3 separate regions of the Mus musculus genome follow, and regions 1 and 2 are each linked to region 3. Evidence: chromatin loops called from intact Hi-C (ENCODE). Cell type or tissue: gastrocnemius. All regions are shown on one strand. Region 1 overlaps 2210408F21Rik (RIKEN cDNA 2210408F21 gene). Region 2 holds the start of Mkln1 (muskelin 1, intracellular mediator containing kelch motifs). Region 3 overlaps Mkln1 (muskelin 1, intracellular mediator containing kelch motifs).

Region 1 (8,000 bases), 120 kb before region 3:
TAGTGCCATATTAATAATGTTCTAATATTTCAAGGGACAACAGAAAAAAGCAGTGGGGTCATAGCAAACTAACTGACAGGGCAGTAAAGTAAGCCATTGTCCCTGCAGGATGTCCGGGACTCACTCATTCTTCCAAAAGGATTTATAGGGTTTACTAGACACCAGCTATTTGCCGCTTGCTCTAGGCACTAAGGATATGAACATGAATGGTAGTCACTTCCCACAAGGAGCTCACAGTCCACTGGGGGTTCTTGTGAGATCCCAGATATCTAGACTCCTGAGAGACTCACACAGACAGAAGGATGGATTAAAGGGGCTCAGTGTTTGCTGTCTGTGTCGATGACGACAATACTGGCTGCTGTAGTCTACCTGGAAAGTGATCTCATGACTCAGGAATACGGGAAGGTTCTCTTATCATATAGCATCCAAGAGCTGTACTATTCTTTCTAGCAGCAGTTCAAAGACAGCAGGCTTTCTCTCTCGTGACTCTTCCATCCTTCAAATGTGCAACCTACAGAGCCATTTCTAGCTGTTACCAAACTGCTGGCAAGTGAGAGAGAATGTGGCGTATTGGGGTTATGATTTTGGGCTGAACCGAGAAGTGGTTCTCATGTCCTCTGCTCATATTTATCTGCTGTAATTCGGTCATGTGTCCACACCCAGCAAAGAGGAAAATTAGAACACAGCCTTGGTTTTGGGAGTCACTCAGTGGTTGAATGTGCACTTAACGCTCTGAGATTGATCCCGAGCAACAACAGCAGCAGCGCCAACACACAGGGCAAGGTAAGGGGCACAAAATACTCCCCAGAAAAAGAGAAAGCAGGTTTTGATGCCTGAATGACAAATCCTTTACAGTAGCCAATTCTGAGATTCCCTGACTATGGTGACATAATGAACATAAGATTAAGGGGAAGGGCTGGGTTCTCCTTTTTTTTTTTTTTTTTTTTTTTTTTGATTTGTTCATTTTCTTTATATTATCTTTAGGTAATTTTCTTGGTTGACTAAAGCATGTCTTATGTCTTATGTCTTTGTGGTATACACCATGTTTTGGTATATGTATACATTGTAGAATGGCTAAATCAGGTTACTTAACATATATATCCCCTCACGTAATTATATTTTTTCAGTGATGGGACAAGATTTTATAATGTCCTTATCAAGGGCAATGTCATCATGACCTGTGTTTACCCTGTATCTTTCCATAGGCGGTCTTCTTCTCAAGATATATTCAGGGACGTTTTGTTTTACTTTGATTTATGGCAGTGTGGATTGAATATAGGGTCTATATCAGGCTCCTGTCAGCAAGCACTTGTTGGCATCCACAATAGAACTGAAGGAGCTTGCAGCCCCATAGGAGGAAAAACAATATGAACTAACCAGTACCCCCAGAGCTCCCAGGGACTAAACTACCAACCAGACCCATGGTTCCAGCCTCATATGTAGCAGAGGATGGCCTTGTTGGGCATCACTGGGAGGAGAGGCCCTTCGTCCTGAGAAGGCTCGGTGCCCCAGTGTAGAATGCCAGGACAGGGAAGCAGGAGTGGGTGGGTTGGTGAGCAGGGGGAGGGGGGATTGGAGAGGGGGTTTTCGGAGGGGAAACCAGGAAAGAGGATAACATTTAAAATGTAAATAAAGAAAATACCTAATTTAAAGAAAAAGAAAATAGGGTCTAGCACATACTAAAAAAATATTCTACCATGGAGCATCATTCTCAACCCTCAAGATGTATTAGCAGGTTGGAAAAAGTGAGGTGGGAAATCAAACAGACTTCATGTATGAACAGGGAAGTGCTGTCTGTTTGTGTTTGTTTGCATATAGGAAACACGGGAATGATATGCGAGAAACCATGGAGACCAGGGTGAGGGCAGAGGGAGAGTTAGAGCATCCCTGAGAGTGGAGCCTCGTGTATTCATTTAAATATCTTCTCCTTATCTATTTATAAAAATGCATAATTAAAAATGCCTCATTCTGTTGCAGAGGAGTGTTCCACTGACTGACCTCTTTTTGTTTTCAAATGAAGAGGAGCCAAGAATAGGACAGCTTGGGAAGGTGAGCTGCGTATAGCTCGTCAGGCTGAGGTAAAAATCATGTTGAATGTGGAGCCGTTCTTGTTTTAACAAGTCTGTACTTGGCTGATTAGGGCTTTCAATAGAATGCAAAGGACGTGAGAGCAACGACGAGCTGGCTTTATGTGGGATCGTCTAAAAAGTTTCTGAGAGCTTTTCTGTTAATCATCTTTGTTGATTTTCATAATGGTCTTGTCTTACTTAGCTTTCCTCCACTGTAACAAAATACCTAAGATAATTAACTTATCAAGAGAGAAGGTTTATCTTGGCTTTCTGTCATAGAAGTTCCACTTGGCCTCAGTCTTTGAGCCTGTGCTTAGACGGCACTCTGTGGTAGCAGTGAGAGACTGAGGAAAACTTCCCCCTCATGTCTAAGAAGCAAAGAGAGAGGGGGGTGAAAGTCCCATACTCCCTTCTGAGGGCAGTCCCTCAGTGATCCCACAATGTCCCACTACCACCTTATTCTAGCACGACCTTGGAACCAATTTTTTTTAATTTAACTTTTTATTGATTCTTTGTGAATCACATCATGCACATTAGTCCCACTATTCTCCCCGTTCCCTGTATTTCCTCTCTGCCCTTGCAGCCCCCATAAAATATACATAGATAGAGAAATAAATAAATAAATAAATAAATAAATAAATAAAATCTCTTTGTCTAAGTTTTAATATGTCACAGTGTGTCACACTGTATACCCTATGTCCACACTTCTTTTCTTGTAAATGTTCATTGCAATGAGTCATTTGTCTGGTTCCAGGACTCTGGCTTCTGCTACCCTACCAATACTGGATCCTCATGGGACTCCTTTTGGGTATCCTGTTGTTGCCCTGTGTCATGGAGATCTTGCAGCTTTGGATCTGCAGGATTGACCTTGGGACCAATCTTAACATTTAGATATTTGGAAGCCAGTCAGTATATGAACTGGAGCAATCCCTAATAATTATTAAAACTAAAATTAATCTTTTGTTTGGAAAGATATTTTCAAGGGCATGGTATAAACTTGTCTATAAGTCCATGCTAGACATATTAGCCAGTCCAGTCCCTTTCATTTCTGGGTAGTCTCATCACTAGAAGAACAGTGTGGCAAAGCTTAGTGCATCACAGCATTTCCTCATATATTTTCCCATTAAATCTTTCCATCGGCCATGCATGTTAATCAGGGTTGGTATTACCTCAGATTTAGAGATGAAAGACAATGGTGACCACTAGAAACAAAGTAAGACCCATGAAAAACCAGGGATGTAGGACTTTTAATATAGAAAGCATTCCTACCTATCACTAGTTGAAACACAGATATTGGTCAAGGATATAATTTTAAAATATATATATACAAAAAGACTGTAGTGGCAATCCAATAAATTTTTAGAAACAATTTTTTTTTTAACTTTTCCGTGTTTTGAGACAGGATTTCTTTATGTTGCCTTGGCTGTCCTGGAACTCACTTTGTTGACCAGGCTGGCCTCAAACTCAGAAATCCGCCTGCCTCTAATATAAGTATTCTTCTCAGTCCAGAAAAAGATGGGTCAGATGACACAGTAAGAAAATGGGATGCCAAACTACTGATTTTTTTTTAAGAGCTGGGGGGAGAGAAAGCTTAGTCTGTAAAGGAGGTCCTGTCTAAACTTGATGCTTATTTATAGTTTAACTCCCATGTGGAAAATCCAGGTACGAAGGTGTGTACTTGTAAACCTAGTGACAGAGAAGCAGAGACTTGAGACATCTGGGCCTTGCTGGCCTAACTGTCAAGTCCCAGAACACAGTGAGAGACCCTGTCTCAAAACTCAAGGTAGAACAACTGAAGAATAGCACCTGAGACTGTCCTCTGGCTTCCACAAGGACACACATGTACAAATACAGACGCATGTACACATGCACACACCTACACATAAACACAAAATTATGTTCAGGAACTATGCAAAGAAGAAAAAAAGCATAAGCTAGTAAAATATGCAGAAATGTGTGTATGTGCTTTAAAACCAGTGAACTCTGAAAGACTGTTAATAAGCAGAGCTGCCAAAAGTGATTTAAGTTTGGGAAGCTAAGTTGGTTCCTTCAAAGCTTTAAGCCTAAGCTGTTCCCTGTCTTGCCAATCTATTCAACTGGGTCACTTCGTTCAAAGGAGACCAGTTAATACGGACTGAAAATTGGAGAAGGCAGCCGTTGGTGAGCTTTGCCAAATGCCTTCCGCTTTAGCGGTTCACAGGAGACCTGGAAGGCTGTTTGCATCTAAGTGGCCTTGACTCTACAGAACCATCCCATTCAGCAAAGGTTTCAAGTGTCTTCGAACACGCCTGGCTTCTAAATGCTTGTATGGAATTCAGCCCTTACCTGAATTTGCATTTGGAGTCTATGTATTCCGTGTTGTCACTCATCTCCTAAGGAGGCATTCAAATGAGTTTCCCTTTTTAAGATTTTTTTTTCTCTTTTTTTTCCCAGATGACTGTTTACTGCACAGGCCCACCAGCATATCCAAAATGTCTTCAGTCTCTCTGTCTTTCAGGATGAGCCCAATACTCCCTGGTAGAGCCTAGCATGGCAGAGGCCTTGGGTTTGATCTCCAGTGTAGACGAATGAACCATTTCTTCTTACCCACGTGCAGCTCTGACGACTTTTCTCTTTATTTTCATCAGAATAAGCCTGCTATGATCAGCACACTCAACACTCTCCAGCACTTCCATAATTATCAGACAGATGGGGTTATAATGTTATAAAACAGCCAGCATTAAATACAGGCAACATGATGGTGACAGAAAAGTAGTTAGCCAAGGCTGAAATTAACAACAGCCAACCAACACTGTTGCTGTCTGTTGGGGCCAGGGATGCTGAAATTCTATGGCTTTTTTTTTTTTCTTTTTTTGAAAGGTGACAGGTTGCCAAGCTGCCAAGAACTCCTGCCTCTGCTCATACTGCTCTGCTGAAGTACATTTGCGACATCAACCATCAAATTACATATAAATATGTAATCAACTAAAGTTATTTATAGCTAGCTCAGTGGGTTTACGTTGACGGAATGGGCTGAGGCTGCCGGTTTGATCCTTTGCCACTTATTTGACACATGAAGAAAATTCATCACCTAGTAGTCTGTCCCTACACTCGACCAGGTCACAAAGCTGTGATCTTCCAGAGACCTGGTTCTACTGTGTAGGTGGACAGTCATATCATTTCAGGTACAACCTCATATGGCAATGTAAGTACTAACCTTCAAAACAATAATCAGCCTTGGAATCTTCCATCTCAAAACCTCAATTAGCCATTCACAAAGGAGAAGATGCCTTAGTCATATGTTTAGAACCATTTTCAATATATTTATAAGCACAGGTTGGATCACAGTGTTCTCAAATGTAAAACACTTCTTTAAAAAAAAAAATCAAAAGAGCTTCCCCCCCCCCTGCCCCGCCCCGCCCCATAATGTACTAGAAACCTAGAGGGTGGGTCCTGGTTCTGCTCACTGCCTGGGACCTGATGACAATCCCTGCTGAGTTTGTGCCCTGAGATTTGCCTGCAAGCAGTTCACTGTTCCTGGAGGATACTACACGGCTCTCAGAGCACAGAAGGCTATAGATTCACAACCCAACTTCTGGGGGTAAGAAGAAGATGGAGAAGGAGAAGAAGAAGGAAGAGGAGGAAGATGGGAAAGGAGGAGGACAAGGGGGAGGAGGAGGAGGAGGAAGATGATGAAAAGGAGAAGGATGGGGAGGAAAAGAAGGAGGGGAGAAGGGGGAAGAGGAAGAGAGGGAGAAGGAAGAGGAGGAGAAGGAGGAGGAGGAGGAGGAGGAGGAGGAGGAGGAGGAGAAGGAGAAGAAGAAGAAGAAGAAGAAGAAGAAGAAGAAGAAGAAGAAGAAGAAGAAGAAGAAGAAGAAGAAGAAGAAGCAGCCCTATCTCCCTCTGTTTGAGGCTCTGCTACCCCTCCAAACCCAAACCATCATGTATGTCCCTGGCCTCCTAGATCTGGCTTGCAGGGCTCCTTTGAGGTCTACTCCCCACTGCTTCTCTCTCCCAGTCGAGCCTTGTTCGCCCTGTTCCTCTGAGTCAGCCCGTGAGTCATCTCACTCATTAGCCGAACGAATGCCTCTCTAGCCCCTGAATCTCTTTTGTTTCCTTGCATCTAACTGGTTTTCTGGCAGCCCCCAAATCCAGAAACAACCTTGAAGCTGGAGGGTGGCTTGCTACCAAGATGGTCTGCTCAGTGGAGAGGCTGGGAGAGGGCAAGTTGAATTAAGATGGAGGTGCTGGTGTGTACACTGTGGCCTCGGGGTGGGGGTGGAGGCAACTTCAGTGCCCAGAATCCATGCCTCTGTCCATTCATAGGACGGCACAAGATTACTAGATCTTGGTGTCCCCCACCCCTGCTCCCCACTTCTTTCTTTTTTAAACAGACTCTCATTATGCAGCCCTGGCTTGTCCAGGACTTGCTGTGTAGATCAGGCTGGCCTCAAACTCACAAAGATTTGCCTGCCTCTGTCTCCCAAGTACTGGTTTGAAGGGAGAGCAAACCACACCCAGCTACCCTTTTCCTTCTCTTTCTTGTCTTTTTGTCCTCTCCTCCCAACCCTCACCCCTCTCTCACACACACACCTTTGGATGATACCAGGAGAAAGCTTATGGACTGTACTAGTGATAGACAGGCAAAGAGCAGTAAGTATTCTTAGACCACATGTTGTTTTTTCTCCAGTTCCTGCAGGCGTATCTTTCCGTCACAGTTCTCTTGATGTTACATCCCACGACGCTTCCCCTCCTGAAGAGGTGGATGGGAAAGGATGTGTGAGAGATGGGGGGTCATCCTAGTTGAGGCCTCCTGGGTCTATCCAGATGCCCAGTGAAAGGATGCTAATAAGAACTCTAAATTCACTTGTTGGAGCAGCGGCACCATGGCACCTTTATTAATTCATTAATCTTAAAGCCCTTTGTAAAGTGGAGAACATTCGACTTGGCTGAGTGTGACACTTTTCATTAAATCCAGCAATTTAGTTTCGAAGGGCTCCTTGGAGACCACCTGCGCATTCCATCCCGGCGGCAATGGCAGAGCACCTGTGTAGAGTGAGCCTGGCAGAGGCTGCCCTAGGACTGCACTGTAAAGCCTGTGCGTGCAATCACTGTAAGATCTGTGCATGCAGTCACCCGGGGAGCTAGCTGAGATGCCGGCTCCAGTTCAAGAGGCCAGATGGAAGGCAGTCTAATGCTCATCTGTAAGTTCCCTGGAGGTCCCGCTACCCCAGGGGCCACACATGGAATATACCAAGACTCCAGCGGCTCTGCAGAAAGCAGAGCAAAGCTTGCTCGTTCCTTGAGAAACAACCTGCAGGTTAGGGACACTGCCCTCCACATTCCTCCTCCTCCTCAGATGACGACATTTGTCTACCAGGCCCAGACAATGCTGGACTGTTCCTTCTGAGGCTGCCAGCTCTTTTCTGTCTCCACTCTCAGTCGGGGGTGTTAACATTGAGAGATTTAGGTTTGGGATTAGTGCAGGAAAAAAAATGGTTCCATAGATTTTCAGCCTTGACTGTGAGGTCTCATTTAGCTCACGTTACCCGGAAGCTTAGAACACATACGTAGGCAGAACTTGAACAACAATAAACCATTTCTTTGATTGTTACAGGGAGTTCTTTGCTTATTATTTGGAAAGTCAATCTTTTGCTTATTCTTTCTACTGGATTTTTTTGCCTTTTAATTATTAACATATTTAATTATTAACTTAAGATAGCCCTTTGTTACAATAATCAGGAGAAAAATTCCGCCCCTATATATATATTTTTTTACTTTATTAATCTCAGAGTTTAGAAACTTAGCTTGTAGGCAGACATTAACTTTCAGGTTGATTTATTCAAGCATGGTGACACACACACACACACACACACACACACACACACACACATAGCTGCTGTGCTCAGGAAGCTGAGTCAAGAGAGTGATGTGTCACCTGAGGCTACCCAT
Region 2 (8,000 bases), 54 kb before region 3:
GAACATGGTAGCTTTATGAAGTGCAGCCTTGTCTGGCTCTGCTGCTCACCCTGGTCTCCCTAGCATCCGGGAATGCCTGGGGCATCAGAGCTTTCCTTGATAAGTCTTCCTCTGGGGGGGGGGGGAGGGAGAGAGAGAGAGAGAAACCTGAAAACCCCTAAGATAGCGACCCTCTGGGAGAAGTACTCACACGGGCCTCTGGGGGACAAGAAGACTGGCTCACTGGGGCTGTGTGCTGCCATCACACTGTTGATCCTCCGGCTCCATGATGGTTTTATAGACCCCCTCTGTGAAGTACAATGGTACAGGGTGACTGTCTGGCTGCTGTCTGTTCCCAGGCCTCTCATGTGCATCTCTGGATACAATCCCATCACCCACAGTCATGCTCCAAGGCGGAGGAGGGTAAAGATGGACCCCTAGAAGTCTGATTTGTCAGGGATCTCCTGAGGAGTCTGCAGGTTCCTGAGTCTCCAATTTTATTTTAACATTTCTACAAATTTTGGGCTGAGTATCAACACACCTGTTTGTATTTCTGTTAACACAGGAGCACCTATTTGTGTCACAAGAAAACCGTGCTCTCCTTATGGTGAGTGGCCTCACACTGTGCTCATGTCTTAGGGACATTTACAGTGTGTGACACTCAGTTTTCCTATGTAGTACCCCAGCCTCTATCTGAAACTCAGCACAATTTATTTCTTCCTCAGTGAGCACTCACTGAGCATCTACTATGTACTAGGCTACACTCCATTGAGACTACAAACCATAGATATGACTGGGAACCGGATATGCGTGGCTCCTACCACAATGGGAGTTATCTTTTCAGGACAGAGAAACACAAAAGAACTAGAAACACAGTGTGGTGATTGTTAAACTAAGGGAGGGGAGTCCGGGGGTTAAGGGAAATGAAGAAAGTGTCAAGTGACCATAACGTAGGTGATGGGGTAAGATCTCCTGAGATAAAATGATCTGAAAAACAAGCAGGGTAGAATGTGGGGTGGGAGGTGTTCCAGGCTAGGAAGAGACCATGTCTTGAGGGCAGAGAGGATATGCACCACGGAAGTAGCAATTTGGAATGCGTGGTTAGTGTCATGGAATAGAGTGCTGGTGCGGAAGGGTGTGTGTGTGTTCGCGCACGCATGTGTAGGGAAGCAGGAAAAGGAGAGAGGCTGAACACTCATTGAAGAGCTCACTGGTAAGCCATTGATAATGGAAGGGAAGAGAAAGCCACAGAGGAGCTGAGCATGGTGACCCCCGTCCTCAAGAGAAGCAGAGGTAAGAAGTACTCTGCAAATTCGAGGCCAGTTAGGTTTACGAAGTAAGATTCTGTCTTGAAAACAACAACCATGACAGCTCTCCCCTCTCAAACAAACAAACAACTGCAGGAAAGTCTAACACTTGAGAAGAGTTGGTTTAAAGCTGCATGGCGGGTGAGGTGAGGAGAAGCACCGAGTAAAGCTGGGAGCTGGAGAGTGGCCTCCCCAGGGAAGGAGGAGGTCATGCCAATGGTCATGCCAATGTCCAGTGCCAAACAGTCACACCTGAAAACGTAACTCAGGTAACATTATACGGACTCAACCGGTTATACTGGAGAATAAATATTTATATACAAGTACATATATGCAATAACAATTAATGAAAAAGGGGCCATAAATTTGAATAGTAGGGACAGCTATATAGAAGGTTTGGAGGAAGGAAAGGGATGGGAGAAATACTGTAATTGAATTACAATCTCAATAAGAAGAATTGGTTTATATCTGTTTTTCACATTATATAGTTGATCAGGAACTATACAATTCTCTGCCTGGAAGAAAAACAACAACAACAATAACAACAACAACAACAATGACTTACTAAGATCCAAAAAGAAGAGGAATTAGCAAATTGTGGGTCCTCTAACTGGAGTGAATCCCCATCTTATCTTCTCCCTTTTAGAAGACAATCTTTCCCTCCAAGATAATTTCTCTGTAACTAACTTCCTCCATGGTAGGCAGTTATCTAACTGAAGTCAGTGGGGTTAGAGCATTACCTCAGGGGTCATTACCTCAGGGGTCATTACCTCAGGGGTCAATACCTCAGGGGTCATTACCTCAGGGCTCATACTCATTCCCAACAAAGTCTTAAACACTGAGTATACTTGTGGTCTAGCTGACATTGCTAGTGGTATCATAGTAGAGGCTACTGCTAAAATTTCACCAATGGAAACGAAGCCAATAAAGAATTGGAGAGATTTGATGGGCCGGTTAACGATCATAATCAAAAAGAGTAAAACTATTGGATCATTTATTGAGATACTCTTTGCTTGAGTTTTTAATATCCTCTGGTTGACACAATGATGCAATCCAAACTTCCAGGAGTCCAACCTCTTAGGCAGGGAGTGACACGATTTTGGGTGATGCCGCTAGGTAAGCAAGGGCATATTTATAACCCTGACAAACAGGTACTAGACAGGAGCATTATCTAACTTTGCCACCTATTTAGGCCAGATGTTCCTTTTGTGATAAAAAGCTGGAATGATGCCTGCTGTCAGGCTTCATGAACAGTATGTATGTTGGAGGTGGGTGGGGTGTACTCATTATTCCTTCTGAAGAAGACGCGATCTTTTCTCAAACATCTCTCTCTTTCCAAACATTTGGGCTAAATTTATGTTAAAATTCAAAGCAAGCAGATTTAATGCCGGAGACAAATGATGGCACACAACTTTCCAACTCTGAGCATCTTCCTGGTATGTGGGCGAATGTCATTTCTGGGTACAACGATGCCATCAGAATATTAGTAAGAGAGGCCGACAAGAAATGTTTACAGACTGATAGCAGAACACACTAGCTGTTCCTTTATCTTGCCTCCACCTGACCCTTGAACACGGTGACAAGGACATTTTTACCCCAGGTCAACTGCAGAGACAAAGGCCATACGTTATTATTGCACTTCAATTCTCCTCACCTCTGTTTCCGGAGAGGATTTATAAACAGGCTAGAGCAGTGGTTTCCAAAGTAGGAAAGATGGAAAGATATTCCCTTCCCAAGCTCATCGAATTTTCCCTTCCTATTCTAGGAGACGTTTCTTTCTTTTTTTTTTTTTTTTCAAAATGTCCTTGGCTTTGTCTTTACCTGAGCTTGTATGAAAAGTCCTCTGTGCCACTCCTCTGCCAGCCTCACAGGAAAGGAAAGCCTCCCTGGGAGGGTCAGCTAGGAAAGGACAGCGTGGGAAACCCGAGGAAGCGGCCTCCAAGCAGCCAGTGCCGGCCCTGCGCGGTCGGGTTCCCGGCGCGGCCCCTTTAAGAGCAGGCCCCGTCCCCGCCCTCCTCCTGGCGGGGCTGGCGCTCGGTGGTGGCCGCTACGGTGCTGACAAGATGGCGGCTGGCGGGGCTGTTGCTGTGGCGCCGGAGTGCCGGCTTCTGCCCTACGCGCTGCATAAGTGGAGCTCCTTCTCCTCCACCTACCTTCCCGAGTAAGTGCGGGGCCCCGCGCTCGAGCTGTCGGAGCCGCTCGGTGAGAGCGCGGCCCGCCAGAGCGTGCGGTGTGGGGAGCGGAGCCGAGAGAGGCCCAGGCGGGGCCTGTGACGGGGAACGCGCGGCCTCCGGAGCTTCTCAGTGCGGCGGCCGAGTGCTCCGGCCTGGCGGGCCGAGGCCGGGCTGAGGGCCCGGGAGCGAGCTCCGGGTGGCGGCGGCGAGGCGGGCTTGCGCAGCGGGAGGTGAGGCGGAGCGGAGCGGGGCTCCGGGCCCGGGCCGCGGGCGAGCCTCCCCCGCCGTCGGAGGTGGTCAGGGCGACGACGGGGGCCCGGTCCTTCCCGGACGGCTCGGACAGCGCCGGAGTTCCTGAGCCCGCAGTAAAAGTGCTTAGCTCTGCACGAGTGGCGAGAGAAGTTGGGGAGTCCATCCGCACCCTGGCGAGAACTTGGAGGACTGGCAGAGGGGTGTCTTGGCTTTTTTTGGACGGGGGGGGGGGCTGGAAGTTCTGAAAAAGATAGGGAAGGAGGGCAGGTCTGGGGGCGTGCGGCTTGCCCGAGGGCACCACCAAGTCAGCAGAAATGGCCTTAGGAACACAACGAGGAACGGGTGCAGTTTTCCGTTGCTATTCGAATAAAATTGCTACATCTCCGGAGTGTCCTGAACAGGGAGTGTGTTCCATTCGTATTTTTAAAATTCCTCCCGTTTGTTCAGATTGGATTTCTCGAGTCCAGTCGGTCAGGACTCTGGAAGTTGAAGCTGCGGGTGAAGAGTCAGCCTCCGCGGACTGCCCACCTGCCCTCCTCCTAGTCACCAGGTCAAGGGTTGGCACTGAAGCCTTGTAGCTCCCGCCCAATGAAGGCTGACCTGTGGTCTGATCTGGCCGGTTGTGGCCTGTTGATAGCTGGTACATGGCCACATCTCTGATTGATATTGGAACCCAGCTTTTAATTTGAGGGTGAGCTGGATAAGCACCGACCTTCATTTGAAGTGGACTTGTGGCTGTTCATTCTGTAAACCTCTGTTTTTTTGTTTTTTGTTTTTGTTTTTTTTTGGTAGTTTTTTCTTTTGGAGGTGTGTGTGTGGTTGTTTGTTTTGGAGGCCTTTTTAAGGTTGTTTGTTTTGACTGACTCCTTTGAATCTGAAGATAACATTTTTTTTTGTGTCTAGGTTAGAGAGTTGGTGGTGTGTCACTAACTACCTCGAATGACTTTTTCCACCCCCAGGTCTTTGGTTAGATAACTTACACTTTAGGTTGTCTGCCATCGCTTTACCTTCTGGTGTAGGCATGAGACTGGGATAGCCCAAATCCCAGTTGCATTACCTGTTGTATGGGCATGTTAAGGAGAGAGGCATTTCTAAAAGGAGTCTTGATCTGGTGGGATAGTGGTTTTAGTCAGCCTCCAGTTTGGAGTGGGGACAGCACCTGCTGTTCCAGTTGGACTGCAGCTGGAAGAAGCCATTGCTATAGCTTCCTTAAGGCCACAGAGAAAACAGTTTATTTGCACTTAGTACTTGCACTTAGTGTATCTTGTTTAACCACAAAGACATTTCAAACATATAGTATAGTTTTAATTTTAAAGCCCTTTAGAGTTAAGCAGTCCGGAGTGAAGGAGTGCAGATGAGCATTAGGAAGCTTGGGTTTGAGAACTTTGTTAGGCAGGCTGGTGTGTGTCTGCCTTAGTTGTAAAATTCTTGGTTCTGAACTTAGGTTAGCAAGTATACGTCTTTGTATGACAGGAAGTTTAAGAAAGAGATTGGTTTCCCCGCCCCCTAAAATGACCTCTAATGGGGTGAAACAGTGGAAGGTATTATGAAATGTCTCAAGCAGGTGTGATTTTTTTTTAAGGTCTAGCCAGCTATTTGTTGAAATTGTTCAGCAAAGAACAAATATTTATTGATAGAAATCTAGGCATTTTGGGGTGATGGTAATAATTACAAAAAATGGCAATTACTTATGCCTTTCACATGCTAATCTTTATGAATACTTCAAGTGTTTTAGCTCATTTAAACCTTAACAGTCTTCTAAAGAATCCCAAAAAACTGGGCATGGTGTTGGGCCTGGATGGAGATGCCTGTAATGCAAGCCCTTAGGAAGCAGAAGCAGGAGAATGACAAGTGTAAGGCATCCTGGGCGACATAGTAAAGTAAGGCCAGCCTGGGCTGTGAGATCTGTGTTGTCACCTGTGACCTCAGATCTCCATTTTCCAGATGAGCAAACAGGGATGAGAGGTTCAAATTTGCCTCTGGTCATCCACCTAGGTGAGGACAGAGCTGAATCCAGAGGACCTGCTCCACAGTTCTCCACCCAGTGTGCTTTCTTGACTGCTTTTGTCTGAGGGTTTGTAGAGATTAGAGGGGATTCTGTTAAAGGCGCTTGTGTTAAGTTGTTTATAGACACATACCGGCTGGAGAGAGTTTGTGAACAAGCTTGAGGACCTGAGTTCAAATGCTAACATAGACAGTCTTCAGTCTTGTATGGTGCACTTGTGACCCCATTGCTCTTGGTGGGGTAGAGACGGGAGGATCCCTGGGGCTAACTGGGTACCAGCTTCTAGGTTCAGCGAGAAAAGGAACAAGGCAGAGAGTGATAGAGTAGGCTACCCTGGGTCCTCCTCTGGCCTCTCGGGTGCACAAACACAGTTATCTCTGTACACATAGGTGCATATATACTACATATGGCTAGAACCCTCCCTCCCACCCCCATGAAGTCATGAAAAGGATTTCAATCTCAGATTTCTTTCTAGGACTTCTATTTTTTTTCTAATGCAAAAAAAACTATTTGGACCTTAAAATGTTAAAACAGGTCTAGTTAAAGATCACACTTTTTTTTTTAAGTTTAATGCTAACACATTGGCCTTTTATTTTTCAGTGTGTTTAAATGGATCTTCCTTTATTTTACTTTTTCTTCTGAAATGTATTCCTAATTTTGGAATTAAGAGAGGTACATGTAAGTGACACATGATATGATAACATACTACATGTAAAACCATTTTATAAATCATTGATCTGTATTCTTGACTGTTTATTGTTGTAGGTTATAGCGATGCTGGTGATAGTTTGTTGGGTGTTTGGTGTTCCTGAGCTGCTTTGTTCATATAGTGTTTTTATTCTTAAGCTCAGTGTGCAGTGAGCTTCCTATGTTCTGCAGCTGAGGAAGCTGAGGTCAATATGTATGGACTTGCCCACAGCATACAGCTTTCCAGGGGCCTCTTACACGTTCTTATTTTAAAACAACTCCACCAATAACAAGCAATTATTAAGTGTCTTCTGTTCTCAGATTGTTCTGTGCAATTAGATATGTTTAGTATTCGCCCCAACTCCAGTATGAGTGTGATATTATATTTTACAGCTAGGGAATGGAAGATTTAGAGAGGTTAACTAGTTTAGGTCTGGGGTCTAAGAGCATTGGAGAGAGGACTCTGGTCCCGGGCTTTCTGACTTCCCTTCACAAGCTCCGTGAGCTGCTTCACTGTGTGATATGGCTGCTCTGTGCTTACAGACAGGATTTGCTTGGGTCACTTCTCCAGCTCTGCACTCTGTAGCACACAGCTTGGCTTCTAGGCTCATCTACCTCCGCTCCATTGCTCTTGTTGATCTTGGTGGACATCCCATGGTACTGGCATCTCCAAAACTGCTGGGGTCTTGCTGCAACTAGACTACACTTTAACAACTAGCCTCTCATAGGCTCTCTTCATGGTGCCAAGCCTCAGCTGCTCTCATGACCCCTTCATGTCTTCAATCTAGGGTCTAGGGTGACTCTTACACAGTCTGGCCACCAACATGAGATTCTTCCTTGGCTGTCTCTGGAACACAGCTTCTTTGTTCTCTCAGAAATTACTTCCCAGAAGATTTCACTCACTGATGCTGGTCTTTTCTTAATCACCGCTAATTTCTTAGCTCCAGCTAACCAGCATCACTTGTCCCTGTGTGTGCTAGGCAAGTCCTCTTTCATTGAGCTACATCCCTGGTTTTATTGGTTGTTAATATTTTCTTTCTTTCTCTCTCTCTCTCTCTCTTTTATAACAGAGAGGTGTACCTCGGTAATTCTGTGGTTATGAATCTGAATTTTTCCTTTTAGTTCTTTAAGAACTGTATGTTTTGAAGTCATTACTAGATGTATACAGACTTACAGCTTTATCATTCTAGTAAATTGGGCCTTTGAAAGTTATAATATGTCCCTTTTTATCTCTAATAATAACATGTGCTTCTTGCCTTTACCATCTACTTGGTGTAGTTCTGTCTTCCTTACTTGAGCTACTTTTTGTTGGTTGTAGCCTTTGCTTAGTTTTTCCTTGCTGGTGCTGGTGATTGGAACCCAAGACCTTATGCATGTTAGACAGTACTTGTCTAGCCCTCTTACTGTGCATGTTTTGTGATGGCATATTTGAGATCTGTTTCTTTTTCACAACATATGGATTTGTTAAAATTAAGTTCCTTTATTCATTTAGAGAGAGAGGGTGAATGAGAGAGGGAGGAAGGGAGAAGGAGATGTTTGGAGGTTAGAGGACAGATTTCAGGAGTTGGTTCATTTCATCCACTGTATAGATTCCGG
Region 3 (8,000 bases):
GGACCTTTTGAGAATAAAAGGGACAAATGATGAACTTATACACAGATAATAATAAGGTTGACATTATAATTCTAATTAAATTATGTGCAGTATAGTTGCATCTTAGAGGCACTTGAGTACTTGAATGCCTGAGTGATTGCTTTCATGCTTTCTTCTGGGAGGCGGAGATCCTTAGGGCCTTTATGTCTAATAGAGACTGGTTTGTTTGTTTTGATTTTCAAACTCAGAATCTGATTCAGAGTTGAGTCTTCTTCATTAACCCCTTATTTTTGTATGGTGGGATTCTTGTCACTGTATTGTATATTGTGTTGACTTGTCAGATAGAAGCAATGTTTTATTGCATAAGTTTACATTAAAGAAATCAGGAGGTATTCACTTGGTTCTTGTGGTCTTCATATGTTTCCAAGACTTTATCTTCCCTTGTGAGAAACCTTTTATAGCTTTAATCATTAATAAACATTGAAATTTCCTCTTGAAGTATGTTGTGTGAACATACTTATATTTTTATAGTCCTATGTAAGGTGATTTTATTTAGACACATATTTGCAAACAGATTAAATACGTAAAACACTTAATACTAAAAGTTAATTTCTTAGTATTTTTTTTTAATTTATTTTTGAGAGAAAACAGACTGGCTGGAGGAGAGAAGAGGGCAAGGCCTTAGTGATAATGAACGGCCTAGCTGTGACAAAGGAGAAAGAATTGTTGAGTACAGAGTAGATGAAAGATTTTGGCTTTGTTCTGGTTTCTGTATACAATCATATGTTTCATAGTGACATTTTGGTCAATAATGATGATCCCAGGAGCTTTTAATTGAGCTGAAAAATTCTTATCTAGTTTAAGTACTGAGCCTTTTCTGTAATTATGTATTTTGAAAAATGTAGACATTGTAGTTGCCTAAAGTTAATACTTAGTGTAGTAACGTGTTTTGCCATATGGCTAGGTATAAAATAGGCAATCCATGTAGATTTGTGTAAATATACAGATGTATACACAAAAACAGAATTCACCTAATAGTGCATTTCTCATAAAGTATTCCTTATCATTAAGTAGCTTAAAACTGTATAAAAGTTGACGTTTCAGTTATTTTATAGTGTTTCTGTGTAGTTAGTACAGAGTTAGATAATGTCAATTTACATACAAAAAACAGGGAAGTCTATTTGCCAAACTACTTTATTTCAACTAATGGGAGATTTATTTATAAAACTTTAGGCCTTCCATATATCAGATGTGATATTAGCATCCTGTAACCTTAGAGCCAAGAATGTAACTCCGTGGGTGAATCCTTGCTTATTATTTGTGGGGACCTGTGTTTGATCTTAAGCACATGTGCAGACACACTGTATCCTAGAATCCTGTAACTGTTTGAATATTTGAAACAAAAGTATTTTTTCTTTATGAATTCTTTTTACTTATTTGTAATATTTTGAAGGAGTCAATGTGGAATGCTTGTTACTGCCCTTTAGAGTGGGGTTACTCCTCTAGAATTCAAGGTTTTATTATTTCTTTATAGAAAATATATTTTCTTCTTCAGGCGATGGAGAAGATAACAGACCAGGAATGAGAGGGGGCCATCAAATGGTCATTGACGTCCAGACAGGTGAGTCCCGTTAGCAGCAGTCCGTCGTCATCCTAAAGCTGCGTGCTGTATGTATCAGTGCCTACATTTAAGATCGTTTATAAGAGTGGACACTTCTCTTTCCATTATGACAAGGTTAGATAGTAGTCACTAAACTGAGTAGCAAAGACAAGAAGCACTAAAACTTGACAGTGAGCGAGGAGGCTGCTGTGCTGATGAAGTTAGATACCCTAAGAGAAACTTGGCCTTTCAGTAGTTATAGTGTATAAACCTTTACTCTGTATAATGCCAGTAGTTGCTCAAACAGCATTTTACTTTTTTCTAAGAGTATTTATACCATTTTATTACTTTGTTGTGCTGCCTTAGTACTTGAGTAAAAATATTGTAGATTCATATTATTTTGTGAATAGTTAGAAAAATGCAGTTTGGAAACTAAGTCTGACTATTTTCAAAAACTATTAGTAATAAGACTGAACACTTTACACTTTGTTAAATATATAGTAACTTTAGAATTCGAGAGTACTGTTAGAGTCTTTGGAAAACTTTTCTTTCATCTTGCTTCCTAATCCGTGCCCCTTCTTGCAAATACTCGCCTGACCTACAGAAGTAGGCTTGAATAGCACGGGGCCTCTTAAGCGCTCGTTTCCCTGTATCAGGTTTGTTTATTAAAGAGGCAAATTGTATATAGACTGTTTTCTTGTTATTAACACATTAAGAGAAATTGTGTGGAGAAACCCCTTAAATTTCCTCAGCAAAATGCACTTTGTTCCAGTTTGTCAACCTTGACACTTAAAGCTGACCTTCAGCAGGCAGAAGCTCCAGAGTGCTTACTCCCCTGCTGTCTGTGGGAAAGAGACCATACGTGACAGGGAATGTGCACATATGAGAAAAAGATCATTTAAAAATAGGTTATGGAATTTGAAGGTGGAAAAGAAAGATTGAACTGATAGCAAATGTCAGGTCAGAACTTAGTTTTACAATGTCACTGAAGATTACATTTAGCAGAGGTTCTTCTTGGGAAGCTCAGAAGGTGAAGGTGTGGACATCTTTCCTACCGTAATCTGTTTTATGCACTAGAGACAGAATTGTAGCAGTTTCTAAGTGGGTTTCTCTAGTCTCAAGAGTTTATATGAGTTAATTGAGGTGTGAGCAGGGCTGGATGGAGTGCAGCATGGTGCTGTCTCATGCCTGTACTAGGCGTGTCAGTTAGGAGTAGGTCAGATACAGAATACAGTAGAAGTCACGCTCCTTTTCCAGCAAGGCTTAAAAGGGAAAAAACAAAATAGCCACAAATAGCAGTGAGTCATGTATGGAAATAAATTAAAAGCCAAGTACAGCTAGGCATAATGGTGTATGCCTGTAAAATAAGTACGTTTTATTTTGGCTTATTTGATGTGGTTGTATGCCAAAGCAGTTGTTCCTTCCCAGTGTTTCATGTACCTTGTTTTCTTAAACATTCAGGTTAATAGTTTCTAAGTTTCAGTGTTTTTTTCCAGTCAGTAGTTTGAATAGAAGCTTGCTTAATGCCAGATCCGAGGGTAAAGTAACCATAGAAGTTTATACTTAAATTTTAATATTTAATTGCCAAAACTTATTCCATCATGAACCATATTGTACTTTCCGTAGTAGCAGATAAATGTGATGCTGTGTCTTACTGTATCTATCGGTATGTTAATTTTATTAACTATAGTCTCAGAAACTGATACCTGTTTACTTAATATTCTTTAATTGTGAGTTGGGTTTCAACTGTGATTTAGGTAAAACAGGTTGTGTGAAAAGACGTGTTTTGTTTTTGTTTTTGTTTTTTAAGCATAGAATGTCTTATTTTAGGTTATTTATTCTTCCCGTGTAATTATTGCTGAATTTTAGGAACTTAAAGTATAAATCCCATGGCTGCCCTCTGAGTAGGTTATAAGACTCAGGTAACATATACCATTCTTTGATACCTGCAAAGAAGCTGGTGGAGTTGTCGCAGAGGCTCTCCATAACTTTCTGAACCCTGGACTACCTCTGTAGCAACCATATTAAAGTGCTTCAAAAAAAAAAATCTCAGTTCCCCTTAAGCTTTTTAATGACGTGAATAAAGTAGAGTTTGGGTTGTTAACTGCAATCAGACATTCATTCATGTGGCTACAATTCTGCCTTTTGTGCTATGTATGATTTGTGTTTGAGTGTGAGTGTGAGTGTCACAATGTGTATATGGAGGCCAGAGGACAACTTTGTGTAGTCAGGTTAACTCAGGGCATCAGACTTTATCCACTGAGCCACTTCACTGGCTCCTGCCTTCTTGTTGATACTTGATTTTGTGTCTGACTTTTTGGCTGTATCTGTTAGGACATAGTTGATACAGTCTATAGTTTCAAAATGGGCAAACTTGTTTAATTGTAGTGTGCCATCTTGTGGAGGTTTATGCAATCAGCAGCCTGATTTACTAAGTATAGTGGTAGATACTGCAGTTGAGTACTTGAAGCAAAAGCCTGTTTTACTATACAAAAATGTATACAAATGGTGTACAAAGGCCAAATTCTTTACTTGTTTTAACATACCTCCCTTATTTTTAATTCATGTTCAATGTGTAAATTATAGCACTGTAGATCCATGGTTTATTTGGTTCTAGTACTAAATGTTATATCCTTTGTACCCAAGAATTATAGTTTAATTGTAACATTTGTGAAATAGTAATTTGTGGATTGATTGGTGATTGCCTGAAATGGTCTCTTAAAGGAAATTGGCTTGAAATTTTGAAAATAGGCTACTATTAATCATATTGCCACCGATCTCTCTCATTCCCTATGTCTTTCTTTTCAGTCAGTTCTGCAGCAAGTTCAGATCCTAACCAACCCCTCTTCTTAAGGTTTTCTATAGTTCCTTCAGTGTTTGTGGGATTAAGTTTAAGCCCTGATCTAGTCACTGCCTGTCTTTTTAAACTTCCTGTCTGGCCACTACCTTTGTGTCCTTATTTTTTATACATTTTCTTTTATTTACTTATTTATCATATAGTTTAACTTCTTTGAATGCAATGTATAGGTCTTCACTGTGTCTTTATGAAAGGTAACCATATTTAGAAATTAGGAAACTAGTGGTTCAAGGACGTTTGAGGTCACACAGCTGTAGAGAGTGGAGATTGAAGCCTGACTTTGGAGTTTATGCCTTTAAAACACTGCTGTCACGCTGTCTCCATATCATTGTTACTCATTTTACTTTGCTTGAACAGCTTTTCTGTGCCTCGTTTACTGTGCCAGAACACAAAGCTACTCTTCCCCCAAGTCTGTGCTGTGTCCCTCAGCCAGGTACTCTTCTGTCCTAGATTGCCTGTTGTGCTTTTGCCTTCATATGGGACTTGGTCTCCTCTGCCCTGTGGTCACTTACATACCCTGTATAGTCACATCCAGATTGTAAGTTTTTCAAGGCTAAGGAACTATTCCAACTTTGTTTTCAGTGGTTTGTAAGTTCAAATCAGTGCTTTAATCTTTTCAAATAGATATTGTTGGAGTGCTAAGAGAAATTGATAGCCAGGATAGCCTATATTCCTTTAAGGGGAATACTGAACAGAAGATGGTTGCTGCTTGAGGAAGATTGTGTTCCTCAGGATATCCACGCATGTCGTTACAGGACTTGTATGTGTGGGCATGGACTTCCAGTAGGCCGGATTCCCTGCTAAGATTGATGCTTTTCCTTTCTTTTCTACACCGTACTTCTTTCCATAGTTCTCCTTAGATAGCTTCATAGTTTAAACCTTTTTATCTTTTATATATTAGTAACACTTTTTGGTATTTGTTTCTGGGTGATTTATCTTTGTGAAACTTAAGTGATTAGGTGATGTAATTAAAATTTTTTGTTATACCTCTTTTATTTGGGTATATCAAAAAATAAGTTTTTACAGAATTCATTTCGCTGTACTATTGCTTCAGTTGGGCCACAAAGCTTCCATGGACAGGAATGACATCTTGGCTTGATTCTGTTGGGATGTTTGCCCTGTGCCAGATTTTATTTTGCTCAGCTATCAATGAGGCTGTTGTGGAAATGTGGGCTTTCTTTGCTGTGAGAGTTTATGCGTACAAAGAGACCTGCTTTTCAGAAAGAACATTGAGAACTCAGAGCCTAAGAGGAAGGGTTATTAAAGTTAATGAACCAGGGTAACCTTATCCAGAGGGTGCCCAGAAGTACTATAAAACAAAAGGTCAATTGCTACTGCTATTTTAGTTATATGGTCCTCCTTCTACAAGCTTCAGAAATTAACAGGGTTAATTGCTGTTATAGTGAGGTCTTGGCATATAATCTTAAGCCAGATGAAAATTCTTTGATTTCTTCTTCCTGTAAAATTATGTGTCTGGACATTACTGTATGTCATTTAGGAAACAATGCTATTTAACTAATGATAATAGATTGTTTTATAGTTACGAAATAAGACAGATTTTTAGTAGTTTAAAATAATTGTTTTATAGTTTTATAGTGCCAAAGGGATTCCAGGTATTGGTTAGCTTGGATTCCAGTTCAGTAATACAGTTGTTACTGTGTCTGGGATTCTTAGAAGCTGAAAGGTAACTGGAGGTTTGTTTTTGTTAATTTTTCCTTTTTAAAAATAGAAATGTTCATTTTTGACAACTTTCAGAATGTTTTTATATAACTTAGATCTGGGGGATTCCCAACAGAGTTTTGTAATAAGATTAACAATCTCCTGCCATTGGTACCAGATACCTCCGAAAAATAGCTTAGGGGGGAAGAAAGTATTTATTTTGGTTCACAGTTTTAGAGGTTTTAGTCCATCATGGTGGCCATGAAGCAGAGGGAGGGAGGGAAGGAAGGAAGGAAGGAAGGAAGGAAGGAAGGAAGGAAGGAAGGAAGGAAGGAAGGGAGGAAGGAAGGAAGGAGGCAACATAGACAGGAAACTAAGAGAAGATACAACCCTTAAGAACACTGCTCCAGGGACCTACTTCTAGCTATACCCACCTCCTACAGTTCCTAGAACCTACTGAATTTGTGCTTCTTAGCCATGACCAAGCCTTTAGGAGTCAGCCTGTAAGGGCTAGAAGTTCAAATCCAAAATCTCTGCTAAGACTCAAGCTTTTAAAGATAGGTAGGTCTCTATAAAATAAGTTAGGTAAACTTCAAACATAAAATGACAAGAGTAAATATTTTCATTTCCAAAATGGAGGAACGGACTTACAGAAATGAAGTTTATAGCCTGTCTCCAGTCTCCAGGGTATGTGAGAGCCCAGTTCTAAGAGGGTTGTCTTCTCACCATTTGATGGTTAAAACTCACAGGGCCTCTCTTTAAGGCTAGCTTTTCTCATTGCCTGCAGCAGTCCTCAGTATAATCTCATGTTCCTGAAACATCTTAACTTCCTGGTGTTCATTTGTATCTTTGGCTTCGTCCCCACAGCTTCATGCATTTCCCTTGCAGGAACTCTATGTACACATTGTCTCACCTCTAAGCCTTTCTTTGAAATCTGAGTAGAAACCTTCATGATTTTGACTCTAGCATTCTATATGTCTGCAAAACCAGCATTAGGTAAACTACACCAAAGTCTGCTGACAGTGTAAGAGGGCTCAGGGTGCCTGGGTAGATCGGCATGGTGAAATCATCTTTGGGAAATAACTTCCTTTGGTGTGAGGTCATAGTGCCCTAGAGGCTCTGATTTCTCAATGAAAAGTCTTCTAATGTGTTTACTCTTTGCAGTGGATGGGCATCTGGCCAATTCCCAACATGTTCCTGTGGCATCTTTCCTATTGTCTCAACCTGGCTTCTTTTGAAATGGCACCAAGCTCTTCAGAAACCATGTCTTCATGTTTCAAACTTGTGTAGTTTTTCTAAACAAACAAAGGTTTTCAAATCTGTCTACACAGTCACATGGTCTTCTGAGCTCCATTGGGATTCCAGCTAAGCTCTCCCTCTGCCATCCTAGTTGTTCTCTAGGCTGTTGCCCTAAACATTTCTAAGCTCTTTCTACAAACCAAGTTCAAGGAACCACATGGCCTTGTTAGTGGCAACAACAGGCCTACTTCTCTGGAATCAGGTTTCTTCATTAGTCAAGGCCTTTTGTCACTGTGACAATACACCTGACAAATTTTAGGGGAGTTTTGTTCAGTGTAGGAAAGGGTTGGCAGAACTACTCACACAGTGGAGGCCAGGAAAGAGGACAGGCTGCCAGGGCAGCATAGTATCTAAAAGGTTACTCTTAGTAACCGACCTCTTACAACTAAGGCCTCCTCCTGAGAGTTCCACCAACTAGGACCAACTTCAAGAAAAGCCTTTGGAAGACATTTCAGTTTTGATCCAGTTAGCACTAGAACTCAACCTTCCTCCAGTGGACTGTTCTTACTCTGAGAGCAGGTGAAGCATTTATGGACATTTTACTTAGAAAAGTTGCTTAAAATTTGAAATAATATGAGAACATGACAAAATCTTAGATGACAGCCC

What was found. Hi-C counts contacts between places; a loop is a spot of excess contacts. Peaks named below come from ENCODE experiments on the same cell type or tissue, not always from the same donor. Only the 100,000 strongest peaks of a DNase experiment are listed, where the experiment ranks them.
Region 1: it touches region 3 in a loop (2.2-fold over the local background); 4 of 42 quality-filtered maps call a loop at or near these places.
Region 2: a loop joins it to region 3, with 2.7 times the contacts of the local background. A loop is called at or near these places in 7 of 42 quality-filtered maps.

Annotation. Positions count from the first base shown.
Region 1 is chr6:31,326,312-31,334,311 of GRCm38, forward strand. 2210408F21Rik (RIKEN cDNA 2210408F21 gene) reads left to right here. Exons shown (of 6, transcript NR_040262.1): 3 at 2,021-2,049. Among named protein-coding and RNA genes, the nearest start is that of Mkln1os, 68 kb to the right of the region's middle. In gastrocnemius, no CTCF peak of the experiment used is centred here; DNase peaks (open chromatin) are centred at 4,241 and 7,246; H3K27ac peaks cover 1,100 bases.
Region 2 is chr6:31,395,508-31,403,507 of GRCm38, forward strand. It overlaps Mkln1 (muskelin 1, intracellular mediator containing kelch motifs), which reads left to right and starts at 3,321. Exons shown (of 18, transcript NM_013791.2): 1 at 3,321-3,447. The coding sequence starts at 3,350. Mkln1os (muskelin 1, intracellular mediator containing kelch motifs, opposite strand) reads right to left here and starts at 3,266. Exons shown (of 3, transcript NR_040300.1): 1 at 3,108-3,266; 2 at 191-287. In gastrocnemius, no CTCF peak of the experiment used is centred here; DNase peaks (open chromatin) are centred at 3,301 and 4,231; H3K4me3 peaks cover 3,196 bases; H3K27ac peaks cover 3,175 bases.
Region 3 is chr6:31,449,985-31,457,984 of GRCm38, forward strand. It overlaps Mkln1 (muskelin 1, intracellular mediator containing kelch motifs), which reads left to right. Exons shown (of 18, transcript NM_013791.2): 8 at 1,535-1,600. Among named protein-coding and RNA genes, the nearest start is that of Mkln1, 55 kb to the left of the region's middle. In gastrocnemius, a CTCF peak has its summit at 3,990 (motif pointing left); a DNase peak (open chromatin) is centred at 3,950; H3K27ac peaks cover 4,973 bases.